Linked DNA regions of Homo sapiens: regions 1, 2, 4, 5 and 6 are each linked to region 3. The links are chromatin contacts, found by Hi-C or POLR2A ChIA-PET in ENCODE. All regions are on one chromosome and are shown on one strand. The core of a region is the stretch at or near the end of the contact, and the rest is flanking DNA. Distances in the headings are between cores, read along the strand shown.

Region 1 (3,579 bases), core at 998-3,497, 460 kb after region 3:
ATAAACACTCTATACATGGTAACTATCATGATTTAAAAGTTTAATAGGATGGGTGCAGTGGTTCTCACCTGTAATCCCAGCACTTTGGAAAGCTGAGGCAGGCGGATCCCTTGAGGTCTGGAGTTCAAGACCAGCCTGGCTAACCTGGTGAAACCCCATCTCTACTAAAAATACAAAAATTAGCCTGGTGTGGTGGCGTGCACCTGTAATCCCAGCTACTAGGGAGGCTGAGATGGGAGGATCGCTTGAACCTGGGAGGTGGAGGTTGCAGTGAGCCATGAAATTGCACTACCGCACCAAAAAAAAAAAAAAAAAATTTAATTACTGTGGACCTTATGGGGACGCTACATCAAGCTGTTTCCCAATTGAATTGGAATGCCACAACAACGGCTGAACACTGTAAATGTCCAAATCTGGAGGAACAGAGGAAGGTAAACATTTGATTCTCAAGTGGAAGTTCAAAGCATTACATTCTTTCTGGAGGACAGTTTGGAAACATGTACACAAAGTAATCTGGCAATTCCATTTCTAGTTTTTCTCAGGGAAATGTTCAAGCAAATGAATAAAGGTGTACGTAGAAGCATATCTGCAAATACAGAAAGATGGAAAAAATCTAAATGTCCAAGGGTGGGGGACTTAAAATATGAAAATTCCGCCAGGCACGGTGGCTCACGTCTGTAATCTCAGCACTTTGGGAGGCCGAGGCGGGCAGATCACCTGAGGTCAGGAGTTCGAGACCAGCCTGACCAACACGGAGAAACCCCGTCTCTACTAAAAATACAAAATTAGCCGGGCGTGGTGACACATGCCTGTAATCCTAGCTACTCGGGAGGCTGAGGCAGAAGAATCGCTTGAATCCAGGAGGCGGAGGTTGCAGTGAGCCAAGATCGCGCCACTGCAGTCCAGCCTGGGTGACAGAGCGAGACTCTGTCTCAAAAAAAAAAAAAAAATATATATATATATATATATATATATATACACACATATATAATATATATTCACAGGCATATAACTGTCTGAACAGTAAAACTGTAAGAACACACTAAAACATGAATAGTACTTATTCCTGGATGGTCGTATTAGAAATGTTTTTTACCTTCATTCATTAAACAAATATTTACTAAGCATCTACCATGTGCCAGGCACAATTCTAGGTGCTTGTCATAGGGCATTAAAAAGTGTCTGCCCTCATGAACACTTATCGTTGAGTCGTGGGAAACACGTATATGTCAGGTAGTGATAAACATTAGGGAGAAAAGTTAACGCCGAGCACAGGTTGTTTACAGAGCTGGGGAAGGCCTCCTTGAGGGGGTGACATATGAGCAGAATGAGGGAGCAAGCCTTGTGGCTATCACGAGAAAGCTATCTTTATGGTTTTCCAATTAATTTTCTAAATTTTCTCTTCCAAGCATGCAACACCTACATAATTAAGACAAAACAAACCAAAAAAACTCTTTCCATTTATGAAAGAGATCTGGAGCCTGAAATCATCTCCGGGTCGAGGCGTGGAGAGAGTGGGAGAGGATCCGAGGGTATGGAAAGGACCCCGAGCCCCCCTGCTCTAGATCCCTCCGGGCCGTGGGACCCCTGACGCCCAGCAGCAACTCGTGGACAAAGCAGCTGGTGAGAGAACGCGGGACTCCGGCCAGGTCAGTGTCCCGCTTGCCGCGTCCTGCTAAGGCGACCCGAAGACAGAGGATCGCCGCAGGAGGCTCCGCGCCCCTTACCCGAGGGCACTTCCCAGCAAGCTCGACGCCTCTCCAGGGAATTGGGAGGAGCGGGACCCAAGAGGCTAGAAAAGAGTCTCCCCGGCCCGAGCTCCACGGCCCGCGGCCTTTCGGCCCTCACCTACTAGTTGGCAAAGAAAGACCGTGGCAGAAGGAAGAGGCCGCTCCAGCGCATCCCTTCGGGCGGAGCAGAAGCTCCACTTGTGGCTAGGCCATGTGCCCTCTCCGTTCCTCGGGCCAGCCTTGGCTTCCCCTTTTTGTCGCTCAAGGGCCAGGGTCGCAAGGAAATGTGAAAAAAAAGCGGAGACAAAAGAGAACGAGGTAAATCTAGATGCAGAGCCTCGCCTTTCCTCCCGGGTGCAGGTGTATGACGCGTATGGAGTTTCTGTCTTCTAATAGGCAGCCTGAGAATTCTTCCTGTTCATTGGCCATCGGTCATGGAGAAGGCGGGCTCAGTGGACGAACGGCTTTCTGGGAGCTGGGGAATGCTTGCGTAGCGTAGTTTCCCAGCGAGCCCCGCGAGGACTTCCGGCGCCGGGAGCTCGCGGCGGAAGTGGGATCTCCTGGGCCGTAGTGGGCGTTGTGTGTTTCGGGGGCGGGGGCGGGGGCGGGGGCCGGGGCGGGGACGGGGCCTCTGGCCGCCTGGCTCCAACATCAAGCACCGGGCTCCGAGTGGCCGGGATCAGCGCCCCGAGGCAGAGGCCGGAGGGCGCGCGCACTGCTAGGAAGTGCTGGTCCCCCGCGCCGCTCTGCCAGCTTGGTCCCCCGGCAGACGCCCCTGTACGATCGCCGCTCGCCCCGCGGGCGAGGCTGCGGTGGACAGCGCGGGGCTCCGGCTGGCTCGCCTTCCCGCCTGCCGTGTCCTGCTGAGCGACCCTGGTGAGTCCTGGCCCTCTTCGAGGAAAGTCTTCTTCGAAGTCACCAGAGGATGAGAATGGTGCGCGCACCTTTCAGGGGTCTTGTGAGGAGCAGAATAAATAAAGTGCTTAGGATGGACTAAAGAATTGGAAACAACCCGAATGCATCACTCGAGTATTGATTAAGAAACTAGAGCATATCCATACCGCGGAAGCTCATAGTGCCGCTAATGTCTGTGCAGTAAGGTCTCATTTATGTAGAAACACATCAAGCACCTTTTCTCCCCGCTATGGATGACTTTTTTAGTAAAAGCACAGGAAAAGGTCTGGGACGTCATTTGTCAGACTGTTAAGTCGGGGGGTACAATGGTATTGAGGAAGGGAGAGTTTTACAGATTTCTATATTGTTTGAATCTTCCCTTTTTTATTAAGATGGTTTGTATTTTTTTCATTTTCTTTTTACTTTTCTTTTCTTTCTTTTTTTTTTTTTTTTGAGATGGTCTCACTCTGTTGCCCAGGCTGGAGTACAGTGGTGCGATCATAGCTCATTGCAACCTCAAACTCCTGGACTCAAGCAATCTTTCCTCCTCAGCCTCCCCAGTAGCTGGGACTACAGGAGCCCCACCTGGCTTTTTTTGTTTTTTGGTACAGATGGCGTCTCACATTGTCTTCCCAAAGGGGTCTTGAACCCCTGGCCTCAAGCAATCATCCTGTGTCTGTCTCCCAAAATGCTGGGATTACAGGCATAAGCCACCAAGCCCGGCCAGTTTGTATTTTTATTGTTGAAACAAAAAATCGATTACTGAAAATTGCATAATACACTTTTCAGTAGAGAGTAACAATGTAAGGTATAAATGTGTCATACATTTATATGTACCTGTGGATAAATGGCTTTGGATGGTGTCTGTAAGCCCTTCTGTGACACCTCAGGGCCAGATGTGTTTTGGAATTCAGAGGTTTTCAAATTTGAGAAAGATAATATAGTGCACAGACGA
Region 2 (3,437 bases), core at 913-3,412, 430 kb after region 3:
TCTCCCTGGTAACGATGGCCTAGTTGAGAGCCTTGGACAGTTTGCTGTACCCCCTTAATATGAGCCTGAGGGTTCCCTGAACCTCCTCAGGTGGGGTGGTGTTGTGGTACAGAATGGGGGATTTTAAGCTTAGCCGCTGAGAAGGAGGGGAGGTGATTCTAGAACATGACCCATCTCTCCCAACCTCCCTGCAACACACAGTATCTTCCAAGCCCCTCACCCCTACCCCGGCTCCCCTGCATCTCCCAACCTCAGCCACCTGGGGAAGGACTCTGACAAAATGGAACGGGAAGTTCCCTGCCCCAGTCCCATCCCATCCAGGTGTTGAGGGGCTTCCTAGCGTTAACCCTCAAGCTCCCAGTTTGGGAGGTGGATGGGGACAGGGTGGGGCCAGATAAGCGAAGACAAAGTGAGAAATCCAGATTTCAACCCCTGCATGTGTGAGAGTGTAACCACCCCCGAGCCGGAACTACGCTTTCCTGCCCTCTGGCATCCACTCCAGGCAGCCCCCATCCTCCCACCCCATCTCTCCCCACTAGGGCGATGGAGTGCCTCAATCACAGATGAGCGTATTTCTCTGCCTGGCCTGGGAGTAGGAGCTGTGTCTAGTTCAATGAGTGTTCATCCAGCACTTGAAGTTGCTTCAGTGTCTGTTAGCAGAAATTAGGGAATGGCAGTGATTCTGGCCATCTCGAAGGAAAGCATGTAACAACGTCTAGGACAGAAAAAGTCTGTGATAAATGATCAGAAAAATGGTGTTGTGAGGCCGGATGCGGTGGCTCATGCTTATAATCCCAGCATTTTGGGTGGCCAAGGCAGAAGGATTGCTTGAACCTGGGGGGTCAAAGCTGCAGTGAGCCATGTTCGCGCCACTGCACACCAGCCTGGATAAAAGGCGAAGACCCTGTCTCAAAAAAAAAAAAAAAAAAAAGAAAGAAAGAAAGAAAAGAAAAGAAAAGAAAAAAAAAGAGTGGGGGAGGGGGAAGAAAATGGGATTACGTTTCACTGGTTTTTAGTAGCATGCACAAAATAACAAGAAAACTAATCACTGCTCATCCATTGCCGTGCAGGAGCAGCGGGCAGGTACTGAGTGTCTGGCGATTAAGCTCATTTCATCCCAGTCCAGCCCACGCACGAAACAATCACTTCTCCCTTTGCCAAGTGCAAAGACCAAGCTTTGCACTTGGTGACATGCTCAGGGTCACACCAGGTGGAGCCAAGGTTTGCTTTAGGCTGAGAGTGTAGGTCTAGAACACAGTGCCAAAGCTCTGAAACAGAAAAGGAACTGATCTCCATCCTGCTCTGTGCCATTTTCCTAGCCTTAGCCGAAATATCACAGCATGAAACAGAAAAAAAATGAAGATTCCAAATTTCAGCTCTCAGGGCAAGCCACACAGGGAGGCCGGAATCTCCAGGTGAGATCTCTCCAAAAGGTTTCAAAGAGGTGGAATTCGAGACAAGTTGGCTTCAGAGAATCTCTCCCTCCCCCCAGATCTCCAGGACAAAAGCTCTGTTAATATGCACCTCTGTTGGGGGTGGGCTGGGTAGGGAGGCAGGCAGAGGCTCTACAGCCACCATCCAACATTTGAGCAGCTTAATTTGGAGCCCGGGGTGGAGGTGCTGCCACGAGACCCACCCAGGTCACCTGAGAGCCCAGAGTTGGGGAAGGCGGCAAAGGTGGGGTCCTCAGCCGGGAACACTCCCTTTCTCCCTGGACACAGTTGGCAGCTGCCTGATTTGTTGTTTGTTGGAGGGGCCTCCCTCCGCGTGCTGGGCTGAGTGGACAAGGCCCATCAGTCCACCTGGGAGCACGTGAAGCCAGCCTTCTTCAATGTCACAGGAAGTTCTGCGATCTCCCTCGTCCCCAACGCCCCCATCGCGACAGGTCCACCAAGCTGGCTGGCACGAGGCTCCCCAGCAGACCCTCTACATCCTCCCAAGACTCTTCCAGCCCCCACCCCAGCACCAAGGCCTGGAGCCTCCCCTGCTCTCTCCAAGCTGCTGCGAGCTCCTAGCACCCGTCCTGGCAGCCTGCACCCCGACCTCCCTCCAACTCACCACTCGGAGTCCCCACTACACAGGCAGAGATGCTGGGGGGTTTTCTGAGGACTCCAGGGCCAAAGCCAGCCTCCGCCAGCCTGGGGAAGGGCTCTGGGAAAATGGAACAGGAAGTTCCTTGCCCCAGTCCCATCCCATCCAGGTGATGAGGGGCTTCCTAGAGTTAACCCTTAAGCTCCCAGTTTGGGAGCGGGATGGGAAGAGGGCGGGGCCAGTGACATGAAGACAAAGTGAGAAATCCAGATTTCAATCCCAGCCTGTGTGAGAGTGTAACCACCTCCCAAATCAAGACTGGCCTGGTGCCCCTTGCAGGTCTGCCCGTCTTTCCTTTGGGCTAAGAGCTGCCATTTTTAAATGCCCACAGTGTGCTGGCTTCTTTGCTAGGCTTTTCATTCACGTGACTACTCTTTGCAATGGCCTCCTGTGTGCCAGGCACTGTTACAAAGCAGGGGCTAAGGACACAGAGAGAAACTGAAGGAATGAGGCCCTGCTCTCAGGGGCTTACATTCTAGGGCAAAGGAGCAGCGACGGTGCTAGGAAAAAATGGAAGAGGAGGATGTGATGGGGCAGAGTTTGCTCCATCTACACGGTCACCTAAAGTCCTCCCAAGTCCTGCCAGGTGGCTTTTGTCCCAACTTTACCGATGACGAAGCAAGGGCTCCCCGGGAGGGAAGTGACCTAACCAACAGCGTTTGGCCCCAAACTAATTCCATCCCTGTGCTTAAGGTGCCTTCTTGGGTTGTGCCCTTGGCTGCAGCTGGTGCCTTCCTGAGCGTTCTGAGCCCCCGGGGAGCCAGGACCACCTCTCAGGTGTTGGCCGTTCCCCCGGCCTAGACCCCTCGGTCCGTTGGGGCCAGGACCCTCCTGACTGGCTCATCTGACGGGTCTTTGTTTTCCTGCACTTAACACCTGAGCTCATCCTGTTCCTACTTCAGTTGTCTAGTGCTCCCTTCGTACGACGGTCTTTCTCCTTGGTCTGCTCTGCATTCCCCGCGTCCCGCGCCTCGCTCTCCCAGTCGCGGGCTCCTCCCACTCCATAGTTTGTTCAGGGGCGGGGCCAGAAAACCCCGCCCCCAGGGAAGTGGGCCTGAAGGCCAAGGGGCGGGGCGGGGTTCTGTAGGGACGGAGGGGGCGTGTCCGGGGCGGGGCGGGGTGCTGTAGCGCCGGAGCGGGTGTGGCCTTGGCGGGACCAGGCAGCCATTACAGTCTCGGAAGCGAGAGGCGTGGGGCCTGTCTCATCATGCCCGGTTCATTTTTTTTTTTTTTTTTTTTTTTGTAGAGATGGGGTTTCATCATTTTGGCCAGGCTAGTCTTGAACTCCTGAACTCAGGTGATCCACCTGCCTTGGCCTCCCAAAGTGCTGGGATTACAGGCATGAG
Region 3 (3,531 bases), core at 634-3,133:
ATTACAGACAGGAAACACGGCATGTTCTCACATACGTACACATGGGGGAATCCAGCTGACAGAGATGCAAAACGCTTGTTCGTGACACTTCCTCATGTGGAAATCCATCTTGCATTCTATCATTCTTGCTCACTGGATTCCAGTGTTTTTGTGCAAAAAAGCCATCTCATGCGAAGAAAACTGCAGATATGAAATGTCCATCATGTGGAACTGCCAAGGCCATGAGAAAATTTGCTGTTTCCTCTTCCCGTGGATGACACCAAATACACACCTTGCATTGGAACAGCGTTACTGGGTGCGAGTTAACCTCACAAACTTCGCCATGACTGTCACTGGGTGCAGGTTAACCCCACAAACTTTGACATGACTCTCGGCCCCAGCCTCCACTGAGCCTCGCCAAGCCGCCTAATTCATGGTTTTGCGTGTTAGCCAGGGCACTCTGGGGTACAGCCACACATGTCGAAATAGCGAAAGGCATCCCTTTCAGCCCTCCAACTTTTTCTCAACAGAACCTTCTTCCTTAACACTTCGGATTATTACGCATCTCTACAAACTCCACGAGTGAGCTGCAGAAGGTTCAAGAGCCTCCTGATGTAGTTACAAAATTCAGTGTCACTCTGCATTTTTCTCAAAAGAGGGCCCATACCTTCCCCGGTCTCTACTAAAAACACAAAAATTAGCCGGGCATGGTGGCACACGCCTGTAATCCCAGCTACTCGGGTGGTTGAGGAAGGAGAATCGCTTGAACCCGGGAGGTGGAGGTTCCCGGGTCAAGATCGCGTCACTGCACTCCAGCCTGCGCGACGGCAGCGAGACTCCATCAAAATAAAATAAATAAATAAACAAAAGTCGCATCCTGGAAGATAAGGAATCAAGTAAACTTCTTGGGTTTTCCTTCATTTAAAATATTTGCCTTTTAAATCCAATTTTAAAGCCATGTAGACGTTCTTCCATCACCCACTGCACATCGCATGCAAGGCATAAATTTTTAAACCGTCGTCCCCAGACTGTAGAACTTAGCATATGGAAAACATAAAAACACGAGGGATACTTTTAGCGACAGAGAGAAAATAAACACCAGCGATACATTTAGCAAAACATTTCACCCAACAAGTGGTTTGTTTTGATCCTTCCCCTAAAATCCCTCCTACCTGTCAAGCTCACTTTCCCCTCGGTGATCCTGCACATTCGGCCTCCCAGGGGCTTCCCACAACGCTGAGCACAGCCACGGGCAGCAAAAGCACCCAAATGCCCCTTGGCCGGGCCGTGAAAGGCGAGTTTTCCCGACCAATGTCATCAAGAATCTGGAAAAGGGGGCCCAGGAGCATCAGGTGCTTTCAGCAAGAACTTGCACCTTCTGCTTCTCTCGCAGGCGGAGGCGCCAAGGACCCCGTTCCAGGTGGAAGCCCAGGGCGGTTCCTCTACAGACAGAACCGAAAGGTAACCCTGGAGGCTCGGCTCCAGGCTGCGCCAAGCCGAAAACAAACTTTCCAGGCACTTCCACCCCGCTGGGCCGGGTGACACCTCCCGGCCTCCCCCGCCCTCCGCGCGTCTGTCAGCGCCCCCGGCCAGGCCGCCGCCCGACGCAACCCAGGCCCGGTCTCCCCGCCGCAGCCAAGCAGCGCCCTCGGCCGGCGCCCGCCATCCCCGGCCCGGCCGCCCGGCCGCAGGTAAGGCGGCACCCGACCCTCGGGACCCCGGGCCGCCCCGCCTCGCCGCGCGCTCACCAGCTAGGTGGTGGTCCTGGCTATGGGCCTCGCGTCTGCGCGGGCGCCTCCCCCGAAGCGCTCCGCCGCTCGGGGCCTCCTCAGAGTCCTCCTTCCCTAAGCTGAACTCCAGCAACGGCGGCCCTCACGCTGTGCCCGCGACGCCCCGCCCCCCGCGATGCCCCCGCCCCCCGCGACGCCCCGCCCCCGCGCGACGCCAGGCAGGACTTCCGTCGCACCGCCGCCGCCGCCCGCGCCCATTGGCCGCGCCCATCGTCCCTTCGCCGCGGTCTGAGTGGGCCCCGCCTCTGCCCCAGCTGCATTTCCGGGTTGGGGCCTGGCGGGCGGGAGAGGCCCGGCCCCGCCTGGGCAGGGGGACCTCGCGCGAACCAATCCCAGGGCCCCGGGGGCGGGGCTCTGCGGGGGTGGGGCGAGCTGTCATTCCCAGCTCCCAGACCGGGAAACTGAGGCTCAGAGGGGACCTGGCTCCGGCCAAGGTCACGCCCGAGGTAATAGCGGGGCTGGGCTCGAACCCGGGGCTCGGACTCCGGAGCCGGCTCTGCGTAAATGCGGAGGCGCAACTTTGCTAGTTTCACAACTAACAAGCGTTCACGGAAGGAAATCTGGGCTATAAGTCACATTCATAAAGCGGAAAACAACCAATCCTACCACTGTCCATAGTCCTGGAGGCAGCCTCAGAACTTCTGTCCTTACCTATAAATGATTTTGTGGCGGTTTTTTTTTTGTTTGTTTTTCTTTTTGTAGTTGTTAATGTCAATCATGATTTTTTGCTTGTGTTTTTTGTATTTTAGGTTTTTTTGTTTGTTTGTTTTGAGACGGAGTCTTGCTCTGTCGCCAAGGCTGGAGTGCAGTGGCTCGATCTCTAGTCACTGCAACCTCCACCTCCTGGGTTCAAGCAATTCTTTTTTTTTTTTTTTTTTTTTGAGATGGTCTCGCTCTTTCCGCCTGCCTCGGCCTCCCAAAGTGCTGGCATTAGAGGCGTGAGGTACTGCACCCAACTGAAATGGGTTAACTTTTTTTTTTTTTTTGAGACGAAGTCTCGCTGTGTCACCCAGGCTGGAGTCAATGGCAATTTCACTGCAACCTCCACCTTCTGGGTTCAAGCAATTCTCCTGCCTCAGCCTCCTGAGTAGCTGGGACTACAGGTGCGTGCCACCACACCCAGCTAATTTTTGTATTTTTCGTAGAGATGGGGTTTCACCATATTGGCCAGACTGGTCTCGAACTCCTGACCTCATGATCTGCCCACCACGCTTCCCAAAGTGCTGGGATTACAGGGGTGAGCCACCCCGCCCGGCCAACTTTATTTTTTTTTATACTGACACATGGCCATGCAGATCTTGAGTAATGAACAGAGAAAAGGGAAGCAGTGAAGGAGAAACAACTTGAGGAAATTGTACACGGTGAACTTTAGAACACAGAGCCTGGGGTGGAGGAGCCTCGGGGCAGGGGCCAAGGGTGACAAGAAGGCTGTCCTGTGAAGAAAGCAGCTGAGCAGGCACCAGGGGCAGAGAAGACAGGGGCAGCTGAAGGGCAAGGAAGAAAGGACAGTTCTCAGTTGTCCTGGAGGCCTCAGTGGCAGCCAGAATGCTTGGCCAAGCCCAAGGGAAGCCAGACCAGGCAGCCCCTCTGCCCTCTGGAGACACAGAGAAACCTCCCCACTGGTCAGGTCCAGCTGCCCATCCTAGGACACCACACAGGGAGCGGATGTCTCACCTGGCCCAGCAAGATTCTCCGGACCCAGGCTGGAGGAAGGAGACTGACCCCACTCTTTATCTCATCCTTTCCTACCCAGAACCTCTGT
Region 4 (3,815 bases), core at 312-2,811, 450 kb before region 3:
GCCAACATGGTGAAACTCCGTCTCTCCTAAAAATATAAAAAAATTAGCCGGGTGTGGTGGCAGTTGCCTGTAGTCCCAGCTACTCAGGAGGCTGAGGCAGGAGAATCGCTTGAACCTGGGAGGCGGAGATTGCAGTGAACCAAGATCGTGCCGTTGCATTCTAGCCTAGGTGACAGAGCGAGACTCCATCTCAAAAAACAAAAACAGGCCGGGCGCGGTGGCTCATGCTTGTAATCCCAGCACTTTGGGAGGCCGAGGCGGGCAGATCGTGAGGTCAAGAGCTTGAGACCATCTAGGCCAACATGGTGAAACCCTGTCTCTACTAAAAATACAAAAATTAGCTGGCCATGGTGGTGCACTCCTGTAGTCCCAGCTACTCGGGAGGCTGAGGCAGGACAATCATTTGAACCCAGGAGGCGGAGGCTGCAGTGAGATCGCGCCATTGCACTCCAGCCTAGGTGATAGAGTGAGACTCTGTCTCAAAAACAAACACCCCAAACAAACAAAAACCAAAAACAACCCCCATCTCCAAAACCAAAAATTCAACGTGGCTGGGAGTCGTGGCTCACGCCTGTCATCCTAGCACTTTGGGAGGCCGAAATGGGAAAATGGTTTGAGGCTAGGAGTTTGAGACCAGCCTAGTCTAAACAGCAAGACCCTGTCTCTATTTAAAATACATAATGCAAATAAATTTTAAAAAATTTAAAAAGTGGCTGGGCACGGTGGCTCACGCCTGTAATCCCAGCACTTTGGGAGGCCGAGGCGGGCGGATCACGAGGTCAGGAGATCGAGACCATCCTGGCTATCACGGTGAAACCCCGTCTCTACTAAAAATACAAAAAATTAGCCTGGCGTGGTGGCGGACACCTGTAGTCCCAGCTACTCAGGAGGCTGAGGCAGGAGAATGGCGTGAACCCGGGAGGCAGAGCTTGCAGTGAGCCGAGATCGCGCCACTGCACTCCAGCCTGGGCGATAGAAAGAGACTCCGTCTCAAAAAAGAAAGAAAAAAAAATTAAAAGTATATAAAAGAATAAAACAGCTTCGCAGAGCTACCCATGAGCCATCCCCGACCCGTGTTCTTTTCCCGTGACCCGGGTAACCATCTTGGGAGGCTCTAACACCCTAGGCGGTCAGTGGGCAGCAGGCACCACACCCCTGGTTGGAGCTGTGGCGGCTTCCCAGCAGCAGCCGCGGGCGGGGCGACCTGTCCTTAGGTACGGAAGCGCTGGGGCGCGGCTGCCTAGCAGCCGCCAGTCCGCTCGCCCCTCGCGTTCTCTGGCTCTCAAATCCGAGTGCAGCCTCGAACATAGGTCCTTCTGCCGCCCCGCCCCCTGGCTGGCAATCTGCTCCACCGTAACCACGCCCTCCCCACAGTCCCGCCCCATCTTCGCTCTCAGCGCGCCCGGCCCCGCCTCTGCCCTTTAAGGCCACACCGCTATCCAGGCCCGGCTCCCCGCCTGTCCGTCAATCCGCTCCGGTTCTGCCCCGCCCTCCTCTTGCCGTTCCCTCACGCTGGCCTCGGCGCGGCCCGTTGTTATGACGACATGGTCGTAAATCCGCCATCTTCCTGCGGCGCGTTGCGACATGGAGGGCGCGATGGCAGTGCGGGTGACGGCCGCTCATACGGCAGAAGCCCAGGCCGAAGCCGGGCGGGAAGCGGGCGAGGGTGCAGTTGCGGCGGTGGCGGCGGCCTTGGCCCCCAGCGGCTTCCTCGGCCTCCCGGCGCCCTTCAGCGAGGAAGGTAACCGGGCCGACCCGGAGGGTGCGGCCGGGGTGCGGGCAGTTCATCCCGGGCTGGCAGAGGCCCGGATGGCCCGAGCTGCGGGCTCGACCGACCCTCCCAGACCCAGACACCTCGCGGATCTCGCGGGACCCTCACAGCCCTCCACGAAACCCCCAGGTTTGCTGCGACCCTCACGGGCCTCTCCTGCGGGGCGCCTGTCATCCCCCCTCTCTGGTGTGCGTCCACAAGTGCTCGCGGGTTGCTGAGCCCCCGGGCGCCCGGTGTAGACATTCGCAGACGCCGGCGTCCCGGCCCTTCTCTGCCTCCGATGCCTGAGCCTGGCCCTCCCCTCCTCTGGGCCCCTTCCTCCTGCACCTGATGGGCGTCTAGGGCCCTGTTGGTGGTTCCAAGAGGGTGGGGCCTCGGTTTCTCCAGGATCTGGGCTCTGGGCCTGTCCGTAGGGAGGCAGCAGAGCCTAGTGCAAGAGGGCTGGTGCACTGCAGCCAGCCTGTGGCCCCTTCCAGTCCCACACTTGCCGCTTTCTAGTTCTTTGATCCTGGGTAGGTGACCCTACCTCTGTGAACCTCTATTTCCCCTACAGAATGGGGCGGCGGCTTCTGCCAGTAATGTAACAAGCCCTTATCCTGCTTTAGGTTTTTTCATTCTCAAACCAGTCCTGACAGGTGGATGTTATTGTTATTCTCATTTTGGGGATGAGGAAAATCGAAGGTTGGAGACCTGAAAGTGACCGGGTGGGCTGGGTGCGGTGGCTCACGCCTGTAATCCCAGCACTTTGGGAGGTCGAGACGGGCGGGTCACGAGGTCAGGAGATGGAGACCATCCTGGCCAACATGGTGAAACCCGTCTCTACTAAAAATACAAAAAAACAAAATTAGCCGGGCGTGGTGGCGGGCGCCTGTAGTGGGGAGGCTGAGGCGGAGAATGGCGTGAACTCGGGAGGTGGAGCTTGCGGTGAGCCGAGACCGCGCCACTGCACTCCAGCCTGGGCGGCAGAGCCGGACTCCGTCTCAAAAGAAAAGAAAATGACCAGGGTCACCCAGGTAGTTAAGTAGCAAGGGTTGGATTGGATCTCAGCACTGTGAAGGCCTTCACAGCCCCTTTAACTTCCGGGCTCTGCTGCCTCATAGAAGCATCATGGGAATTAAAATAAAGATTGTGGCCAGGCGCAGTGGCTCACGCCTGTAATCCCAGCACTTTGGGAGGCCAAGGTGGGTGGATCACCTGAGGTCAGGAGTTCGAGACCAGCCTGGCCAACATGGTGAAACCCCTTCTCTACTAAAAATACAAAAATTAGCTGGGCGTGGTGGTGCGCGTCTGTAATCCCAGCTACTTGGGAAGGTGAGGTAGGAGAATTGCTTGAGCCCAGGAGACGGAGGTCGCAGTAAGCCGAGATCGCACCACTGCTCTCCAGCCTGGGTGACAGAGCAAGACTGTCTCAAAAAAAGAAAAAAGATTGTGTGTCATGTGCCGAGAGCAGTGTTGGGGATGCACTAAGGGCTCATTCCTGGGGGCACTGAGAGCTTTTGGAGATGGAGCTTGGGTCTGTACCCTCTGAGCTTGTCCTATGAGGCTGCAGATGGCTGGGCACTGTGGCTCATACCTGTAACCCCAACACTTTGGGAGGCTGAGGTGAGAGGATCACTTGAGCCCAAGGAGTTCCAGACCAGCCTGGGCAACATAGTAAGACCCCGTCTCTATTTTCTTTTTTTTTTTTTTTGAGACGGCGTTTCTCTCTTGTTGCCCAGGCTGGAGTGCAATGGTGCGATCTCGGCTCACCGCAACCTCCGCCTCCCGGGTTCAAGCTATTCTCCTGACTCGGCCTCCTGAGTAGCTGGGATTACGGCACGCGGCATCACACCCGGCTAATTTTGCATTTTTAGTAGAGACTGGATTTCTCCATGTTGGCCAGGCTGGTCTTGAACTCCCGACCTCAGGTGATCTGCCCGCCTCAGCCTCCCAAAGTGCTGGGAATACAGTCGTGCGCCACCGTGCCCGGCTCCTCCCAGTCTCTGTTTAGGAAAAAAAAAAAAAAAAAAAAAAGGCTGGGCGCAATGGCTCGCGCCTGTAATCC
Region 5 (3,482 bases), core at 654-3,153, 350 kb after region 3:
CCGAGCCTTCGTTTCCTACTCTGCAAAATGGAGATAACAAGTCTGCATTTTATTATGTAACTACGTCCTAAGGTACAAATTAAAGGGCATACTATTGGTATTATTTTAGAGAAATATTTTCACTGTGTCACCCAGGCTGGAGTGCAGTGGTGCGATCACGGCTCACTGCAGTCTCGACCTTCTGGGCTCAAGCGATCCTCCCGCCTCAGCCTCCTGAGTAGCTGGGACTACAGGCAGCACACGCCACCGTGCCCAGCTAATTTATGTTTTGTTTTGTATAGACAGGGTCTTGTTATATTGCCCAGGCGTCTCGAACTCCCGGACTCAAGCGATCCGCCCGCCTTGGCCTCGCACTGCGCTGGGATTACCGGCTTAAGCCACCGCGCCCGGCCAGATAATATTATTTTTATGTTGCTGGTTTTTTGTTGTTGTTGTTGTTTGTTTTTGAGATGGAGTCTCGCTCTCTCGCCAAGGCTGGAGTGTGGTGGCGCGATCTTGGCTCACTGCAAGCTCTGCCTTCCGGGTTCACGCCATTCACCTGCCTCAGCCTCCAGAGTAGCTGGGACTACTACAGGTGCCCGCCACCACCCCCGACTAATTTTTTTGTATTTTTAGTAGAGACGGGGTTTCACCGTGTTAGCCAGGATGGCCTCGATTTCCTGACCTCGTGATCTGCCCGCCTCGGCCTCCCAATGTGCTGGGATTACAGGCGTGAGCCACCGCGCCCGGCCTGTTTTGTTTTTTGAGATGGAGGCCCTCTCTGTCGCCCAGTCTGGAGTGCAATGGCGCTATCTCGACTGACTGCAACCTCCGTCTCCCAGGTTCCAGAAATTCTCCTGCCTCAGTCTCCCGAGTAGCTGAGATTACAGGCGCCCACTACCACGCCCGGCTAACTTCTTTCTTTTTTTTATTTTTAGTAAAGACGGGGGTTCACCAAGTTGGCCAGGCTGGTCTCGAGCTCCTGACCTCAGGTTTAATTGTTATACCCCCCGGGCCCTTAACAAAGCTGTAGTGGCCAGGCTAACCTGGGCAACATAGTAAGACCCTGGTCTCTACAAAAAATACAAAAATTAGCCGGACGTGGTGGGGCAGGGCCTGTGGTCCCAGCTACTTGGGAGGCTGAGGTGGGAGGCTCACCTGAGCCCAGAGAGCCGTGATCGTACCACTGCACTCCAGGCTGAGCAAGAGTGAGACGCAATCTCAAGGGGAGGTGGGGGGAAGGAAGCTGCAGTGATCTCTGCATGGATTGGTCGTGTGTCTGATTTCTTTTTATTGTTTGTTTGTTTGTTTATTTATTTATTTATTTATTTATTTATTTATTTGAGACGGACTCTCACTCTGTCGCCCAGGCTGGAGTGTAGTGGCGCGATCTCGGCTCACTGCAACTTCTGCCTCCCGGGTTCAAGAGATTCTCCTGCCTCAGCCTCCTGAGTAGCTCGGATTGCAGGCGCGCGCCACCACGCCCGGCTAATTTTTGTATTTCGAGTAGAGACGGCGTTTCACCACGTTGGTCAGGCTGCTCTCGAACTCCTGACCTCGTAATCCGCCTGCCTCAGACTCCCAAACTGATGGGATTAAAGGCGTGAGCCACCGCGTCCGGCCGTTCGTGTCTGATTTCTATATGTGCTGCCGAAGCGAGCACTCGTGTCTAATTTTTGATTTCCCCACACCACGCACGCTGGACTAGATCACCGGCTGGGCAAGGAAGGGGGTCTGCGTCCCTGCGGGGTCCTGGCAGCTCCCGCGCCAGGACTTTGTTGAATGAATGACTGAACTGAGCGGGCGCCGCGGGGCGGGGCGTCCCGAAGCGGACCTCAAGGCGGGCGGAGGCGAGAGCTCCGCCCCGGAAGGCGGGGGCGGGGGCGGGGCGGCGGCCGTGGGTCCCTGCCGGCCGGCGGCGGGCGCAGACAGCGGCGGGCGCAGGACGTGCACTATGGCTCGGGGCTCGCTGCGCCGGTTGCTGCGGCTCCTCGTGCTGGGGCTCTGGCTGGCGTTGCTGCGCTCCGTGGCCGGGGAGCAAGCGCCAGGTACGCGGGACTCCGGGGTCGGGGAACCCCGGGCCGGGGCTCGGGAGCCGGACTGGGTGTCTGGAGAACAGCGCCGAACTGGGGGAACAGGCGGATGTGGGGATCTGGGGTCAGGTGGCCTTCAAACAGCTCGCTCCCGGCTGTGGGAAGTTCCATCACTCTCCAAGCTTCATTCACAATCCGGGCCTCAGTTTCTCCCACCGTCCAATTGGGGTTGGGGGGGGTCTTCAGTTCCACAAGTCCGAAGTACTTCGAATGGAGAGAGAAAGTGAGTGAGGGCGGGATGTTTAGTCTAGGAAGGGGCACGCCCCCAGCCTGGTCCGTACAGGGTCTAACTAGCCCCAGTGATCGACGAGTTGGGGAGGCCGTCGAGAGGCACTAGGGTCTGTGCCCTCTATACCATGTGGGGTGCCCCCTTCCATCCGGTGACTTCAGTGCCCAGCTATGCGGGGGGAGGGACTGGGGTCGGGCCCGGTGCCCAGGAGTGAGTCACCCGCCGGCGGCAGGGGGGTTGTGGGGACCTGACCCCCCCCACCCCCAGCGTCCCGCGCTACGCCCTCCCTCCCGGAGCTGCCGTGTCCCGGTCGGGCCGTGCGGTCACCTGTGAGGAATGCGCGGGGAGGGCGCCGGTGACTCACGTTATTCGAGCCGGCCGACCCTGACCTCAGACCCCAGAATAGCCGAGTCCCGCCCCCAGCCTCTGACCCGAGGCCCCCTCCCCAGGCACCGCCCCCTGCTCCCGCGGCAGCTCCTGGAGCGCGGACCTGGACAAGTGCATGGACTGCGCGTCTTGCAGGGCGCGACCGCACAGCGACTTCTGCCTGGGCTGTGAGTGGGGGGCAGGGCCAGTGGCCAGCGGACCCCAGACTGGGAGGGAGGGTGGCTGGTGCGCAGAGCGGGGCCGAGAGCTTTGCATCTGGGAAATCATTCGGGAGGAGGTGGGAGCTGGGAGGGGGCTCCGGTCAGGGAGGAGGCCACGTTTGGGAGAAGGCAGAAGGCTCAGTCTTAGGGGGCGGGGCTGGCCTGGAGAGGGGCGAGGTCTGACTCCGAGTCCCGCCCCCAGGCGCTGCAGCACCTCCTGCCCCCTTCCGGCTGCTTTGGCCCATCCTTGGGGGCGCTCTGAGCCTGACCTTCGTGCTGGGGCTGCTTTCTGGCTTTTTGGTCTGGAGACGATGCCGCAGGAGAGAGAAGTTCACCAGTAAGTGTGCCCTGGCCTGCCCAGCCCTGTCAGCACTCGACCTTTTCTCTGCTGCTGACGACCCCACCTCTTATCTTGCAGCCCCCATAGAGGAGACCGGCGGAGAGGGCTGCCCAGCTGTGGCGCTGATCCAGTGACAATGTGCCCCCTGCCAGCCGGGGCTCGCCCACTCATCATTCATTCATCCATTCTAGAGCCAGTCTCTGCCTCCCAGACGCGGCGGGAGCCAAGCTCCTCCAACCACAAGGGGGGTGGGG
Region 6 (3,806 bases), core at 365-2,864, 310 kb after region 3:
GGTCTCACTCTGTTGCCCAGGCTGGAGTGCAGTGGTATGATCTCGGCCCACTGCAGCCTCCGACTCCCAGGTTCAAGTAATTCTCTTGCCTCAGCCTCCTGAGTAGCTGGGATTACAGGCGTGTGCCAACACACTAGAATAATTTTTATATTTTTAGTAGAGATGTGGTTTCACCATGTTGGTGAGGCTGGTGCACCAAAGTATTATAAAAAACAATAGAGCGGCTGGGTGTGGTGGCTCACGCCTGTAATCCCAGCACTTCGGGAGGCAAGGTGGGTGGATCACTTGAGGTCAAGACTTCGAGACCAGCCTGGCCTACATGGTGAAACCCCATCTCTACTAAAGATACAAATTTTTGCCGGGCGTGCTGGTGCATGCCTGTAGTCCCAGCTACTCAGAGGCTGAGGCAGGAGAAATGCTTGAACCCAGGAGGTGGAAGTTGCGGTGAGCCGAGATTGCGGCATTGCACTCCAACTGGGCGACAAGAGCAAAACTCCATCTCAAAAAAATATACATAATAGTAAATAAAAAATTAAAAAGAGCAGTCTCCAGTACCTGAGGGAGTACAGGGGTGAGGGGAGCGATGCTACCTGGGCCTGGCTGGCAGGCTGCCCTCCATCTTGTGGAGACTCTTCCTCTGACTCTAACTACCTCAGAGTCCCAGCCCAGGGTTTCTCCAAGTCAGGAGCCAGGGTGTTGGGATCCTGGAGGTCACTGGTCACAAGCACAGCCTCCAGGCCCAACCCTGGCACACTCGGGGACCTGGGCCTGTGCATCTTAACCCAGTTCTCCCACCGTCCCTGCCCTACGACTTACGTTCTAGCATGACTGGCCTGGCCCAACAGCCTCAGTGGTGGGACGGGGGAGGCAGGAGCAGGGGCTCCCACGTGAATCCAGGGTGTCCCTGAGCTAAGGCCAGGCGGGGGTGACCTCCGCAGCTTCCGGGGCCCTGGGCGATCGGGCCGTCTCGCCTCACCCTCTCACCAGGCCCGACACATCTGCTGGCCACCTTTCCCGGTAGACGGTAAGTTCCTCCCAGGCAGGGCCGCGGCTGACTTCACTCCGTGGGTGTGGGGAAGCCCTGGCGAACAGAGCAGTGGACGGGCTGTCACGAGGGAAGAGGGGCTGTTGCAGAAGAAGAGAGGCTGTCCCGGGGCAGGGGCTGTCACGGAGGAAGGACTGTCACGGGGAGGGCGGCGGCGCGGGGTTGATGGACAGCAGGCGGGGTCTCCGGGAGGGGCGAGTAGGGCGGGACCGCCGCTGGGAAGGGGCTCGAGGCAAGGGAACCAGGAATTGGGGAGGACGGGAGGCAGGGGCTCGCGGGGGCGGGCCTGAGGGGACGCGAGCGGGCCGCCGGGGAGGCCTGAGGGGCAGGGGTAACGCAGACCTGGCGAGGCGGAGGGGAGCGGCGAGGTGGCCACGCCGAGGCCCCTCACGGCGGGGTCTGGGCTCACCTGGGGCGACTGGGCGGGGCGCGGGTCCGCGAGGGCCCAGATTCCGGGTCCGCGGAGGCCACGGGACCCCTCGGGTGGCTCAGCGGGCCGGAGTCTGCCGTCGACTGTTCCGGACGCCCGGGCGGAGGACTCCCGTGAGGGGGAACGGCCCGTGAACGCGCGCGGAGCTGCTCGCGCCAAAAATTCCAAACCGGCCTCGAGGCTCCTCCCCCTCCCCAGTGCAGCCCGTCAGGGGTGCCCGGGCTCCGAGGCTCCGCCCCTCGTGCTGCGTGCGCGCCGCCGAGCCGCCCCGCCGCTCACTGCGCAGGCGCACAGGATTCTCCGCGCTGGCCCGGGGCGTGGGTGGCGGCCTGGTTCTGAGTCGCTGCGCGGGGCTTCAGCCGCCCAGTCCCTGGGACGCCCACTGCCCTCCAGGCCTCGCACCCGACACCCACCGCCCTCGCTGGGCTGGCGTAGTGTTTGGGTCCATAAAAGGGACCGCCATCCCGGTGCTCGGAGCAGGCGTAGCCCCAGGGTTACTCCGGGTAGGACCAGGAAGTCCCTACGGCCTCCTGGGTCCCGGCACCCCCCTTCTCACTCCGGCCGTGTTCTGAACCAGGGTCGCGGTGGGAGGCCAGACGCACGACCCCCAACCCCTAGCGCACGGCTTCGGGAGCCAGAAAAAGCCGCCTCTTCCAGGAAGCTCTCCAGATAGGCAGGACTCTGCTTGGCCTGACCTCGCCTGCCTGCAGCTTCCCTGCCAACAGGCCTCAGATACTTTTTTTTTTTTTTTTAGACAGGGTCTCACTGTCACCAAGGCTGGAATGCAGTGGTGCAGTCCCCAGGTTCAGGCGGTTCTCCCAACCTCAGCCTGCCGAGTATGTGAGATCACAGGCGCGCGCCACCGCACTCGGCTCATGTATTTTATTTTTAGACAGGGTCTCATTCTGTTGTCCAGGCTGGAGTGCAGTGGGGCGATCTCGACTCACTGTAACTTCCGCCTCCCCCGCTCAAGCGTTCCTCCCACCTCAGCCTCCTGAGTAGCTGGGACCACAGGCGCGCGCCACCACACCCAACTAATTTTTGCATTTTTTTGTAGAGACGGTGTTTTACCATGTTGGCCAAGCTAGTGTCGAACTTCTGACCTCAAGCGATCCGCCCGCCTCGGCCTCCCAGAAGGCTGGGATTACAGGCGTGAGCCACCGCGATTGGCCGCAGGATCATAGTTCACTGCAGCCTCGAGCAGCCACTTCCGGGGCAGCTCCTCCATTCTCTGAGTTTGAGACTTGCTCTCAGCTCAGATCCCTTCAGCGCTCTCCTGGCTGAACGACCTTGGGAATGCACTGAGCCTTTCTGAGCTTCGGATTAGTCTCCTCTCCTGGAAAAAAAAAAACAGCTGAGGACGCTGGGATGATCCCCTAAAGTGATTAGCAGGGGCCCTCGCGGAGCAAGTCGGGCTAGGGATTGTTCCTTCCCTCACCGAGGGGCTCTTTATCTGTTTAACTGGGTGGGAGGAGTACGCTTCCGGCCAACCCTCCCCCAAACGCTGGCCTTCTCACTCTCACCTCTCCTTCCGCCTTATTTTTGCTATTGCCCTGATCTCTGTCCGATGTTCTATCTTTTGTTTGTGAGTTTACTTGTTGACTACCTGCTCCTTCTAGCCCTGGCCTCCAGAACCAGTCCCCCAAACCCTCCATCCTCCCCAAGTCTCTGACAGGTCATGGACTGCAAAGCTTCCCACCCATTCAGTTCCTGCACCCTCTGTAAACGTTCTGTGCATGGAGCAGCAGTGTGGGGGAGGAGAGGCTGGGATCCTGGCTGGGGGCGGCAGCCCACCTGCCTGCACCTTTCCTTGTCCTTCGCATCTCTGGCGGCTGTGCCCCAGTGACTCAGGCAGGATCCTTGTTGATGACTCCAGACTGGCCCCCAGGAGGCCTGGGGCACACACAGGCCCCTCCCCAGCTGCCTAGGGCTACCTCTGCCAGCCCCATCTCCCCAACAGGTCCCCTTCCAACCGCCCATTTTTTAAAGTCTGATTCACAATGATAATTAAAAAAAAAAAAAAAAAAGCATGGAAACACATGCTTCCGATGTAAATTTCACTGTGTGAGGAAAGGCTGTAATATAAATATATGTAAATGGAAATAAGTAGATGGAGCAGATAAGTGCGTGGTGTGAGGGAAACTAGGGCTGCGATCCTGCCTGCCCCAGTTTCTGCGTGTGTAAAATGGGGATAAAAATAATAGTTTTCTAGACTAGGCAACATAGCAAGGCCCTGTCTCAAGAAAGAAAAAAGAAAGAAAAGGAAGGGAAGAAAGGGAAAGAAAAAGAGAAAGAAAGAAAGGAAAGGAAAGGAAGGAAGGAAAGAAAGGG

Evidence for each region. Hi-C counts contacts between places; a loop is a spot of excess contacts on that map. ChIA-PET counts read pairs that join two places held with the same protein, here RNA polymerase II (POLR2A). Pooled maps may share reads with other maps.
Region 1: a loop to region 3 is called in a pooled map, with 5 times the contacts of the local background. The contact joins the promoter of ZNF213 here to the promoter of ERVK13-1 in region 3. A Hi-C loop is called at or near these places in 1 of 37 single-sample maps with no recorded cell type and 6 of 50 pooled maps.
Region 2: a loop to region 3 is called in a pooled map, with 4 times the contacts of the local background. The contact joins the promoter of ZSCAN10 here to the promoter of ERVK13-1 in region 3. A Hi-C loop is called at or near these places in 1 of 37 single-sample maps with no recorded cell type and 6 of 50 pooled maps. POLR2A ChIA-PET finds 5 or more read pairs at or near these places in 1 of 52 experiments (A549).
Region 4: a pooled map shows a loop between it and region 3 (21-fold over the local background). The contact joins the promoter of E4F1 here to the promoter of ERVK13-1 in region 3. A Hi-C loop is called at or near these places in 1 of 37 single-sample maps with no recorded cell type and 11 of 50 pooled maps. POLR2A ChIA-PET finds 5 or more read pairs at or near these places in 2 of 52 experiments (A549 and Panc1).
Region 5: a map of transverse colon shows a loop between it and region 3 (37-fold over the local background). The contact joins the promoter of TNFRSF12A here to the promoter of ERVK13-1 in region 3. A Hi-C loop is called at or near these places in 1 of 168 maps with a recorded cell type or tissue (transverse colon), 2 of 37 single-sample maps with no recorded cell type and 12 of 50 pooled maps. POLR2A ChIA-PET finds 5 or more read pairs at or near these places in 1 of 52 experiments (MCF 10A).
Region 6: a map of mammary epithelial cell shows a loop between it and region 3 (14-fold over the local background). The contact joins the promoter of PKMYT1 here to the promoter of ERVK13-1 in region 3. A Hi-C loop is called at or near these places in 1 of 168 maps with a recorded cell type or tissue (mammary epithelial cell) and 8 of 50 pooled maps.

What each region holds. Positions count from the first base shown.
Region 1 is chr16:3,132,782-3,136,360 of GRCh38, forward strand. It overlaps ZNF213 (zinc finger protein 213), which reads left to right and starts at 2,248. Exons shown (of 6, transcript NM_004220.3): 1 at 2,248-2,606. It overlaps ZNF213-AS1 (ZNF213 antisense RNA 1), which reads right to left and starts at 2,101. Exons shown (of 6, transcript NR_110900.1): 1 at 1,849-2,101; 2 at 69-161. RefSeq lists enhancers at 1,829-1,998, 2,009-2,198 and a silencer at 2,309-2,538.
Region 2 is chr16:3,097,132-3,100,568 of GRCh38, forward strand. It overlaps ZSCAN10 (zinc finger and SCAN domain containing 10), which reads right to left and starts at 2,163. Exons shown (of 6, transcript NM_032805.3): 1 at 2,059-2,163. RefSeq lists an enhancer at 2,916-2,965 and a silencer at 3,126-3,185.
Region 3 is chr16:2,671,556-2,675,086 of GRCh38, forward strand. It overlaps ERVK13-1 (endogenous retrovirus group K13 member 1), which reads right to left and starts at 1,884. Exons shown (of 3, transcript NR_040023.1): 1 at 1,728-1,884; 2 at 1-1,015. It overlaps LOC124903627 (a long non-coding RNA gene), which reads left to right and starts at 1,568. Exons shown (of 2, transcript XR_007064945.1): 1 at 1,568-1,670; 2 at 3,523-3,531. RefSeq lists silencers at 1,535-1,854, 1,865-2,254.
Region 4 is chr16:2,222,030-2,225,844 of GRCh38, forward strand. It overlaps E4F1 (E4F transcription factor 1), which reads left to right and starts at 1,562. Exons shown (of 14, transcript NM_004424.5): 1 at 1,562-1,741. The coding sequence starts at 1,585. RefSeq lists silencers at 1,257-1,396, 1,687-1,776 and enhancers at 1,457-1,626, 1,857-1,996, 3,252-3,752.
Region 5 is chr16:3,018,465-3,021,946 of GRCh38, forward strand. TNFRSF12A (TNF receptor superfamily member 12A) reads left to right here and starts at 1,904. Exons shown (of 4, transcript NM_016639.3): 1 at 1,904-2,027; 2 at 2,751-2,855; 3 at 3,091-3,225; 4 at 3,307-3,482. The coding sequence starts at 1,934. The coding sequence ends at 3,362. RefSeq lists enhancers at 318-913, 1,682-2,326, 2,233-3,432, 2,972-3,482 and silencers at 1,753-1,972, 2,823-2,992.
Region 6 is chr16:2,978,832-2,982,637 of GRCh38, forward strand. PKMYT1 (protein kinase, membrane associated tyrosine/threonine 1) reads right to left here and starts at 1,615. Exons shown (of 9, transcript NM_004203.5): 1 at 1,455-1,615; 2 at 817-1,081. The coding sequence starts at 826. RefSeq lists enhancers at 305-1,181, 1,182-2,057, 2,058-2,934 and silencers at 1,349-1,578, 1,589-1,948.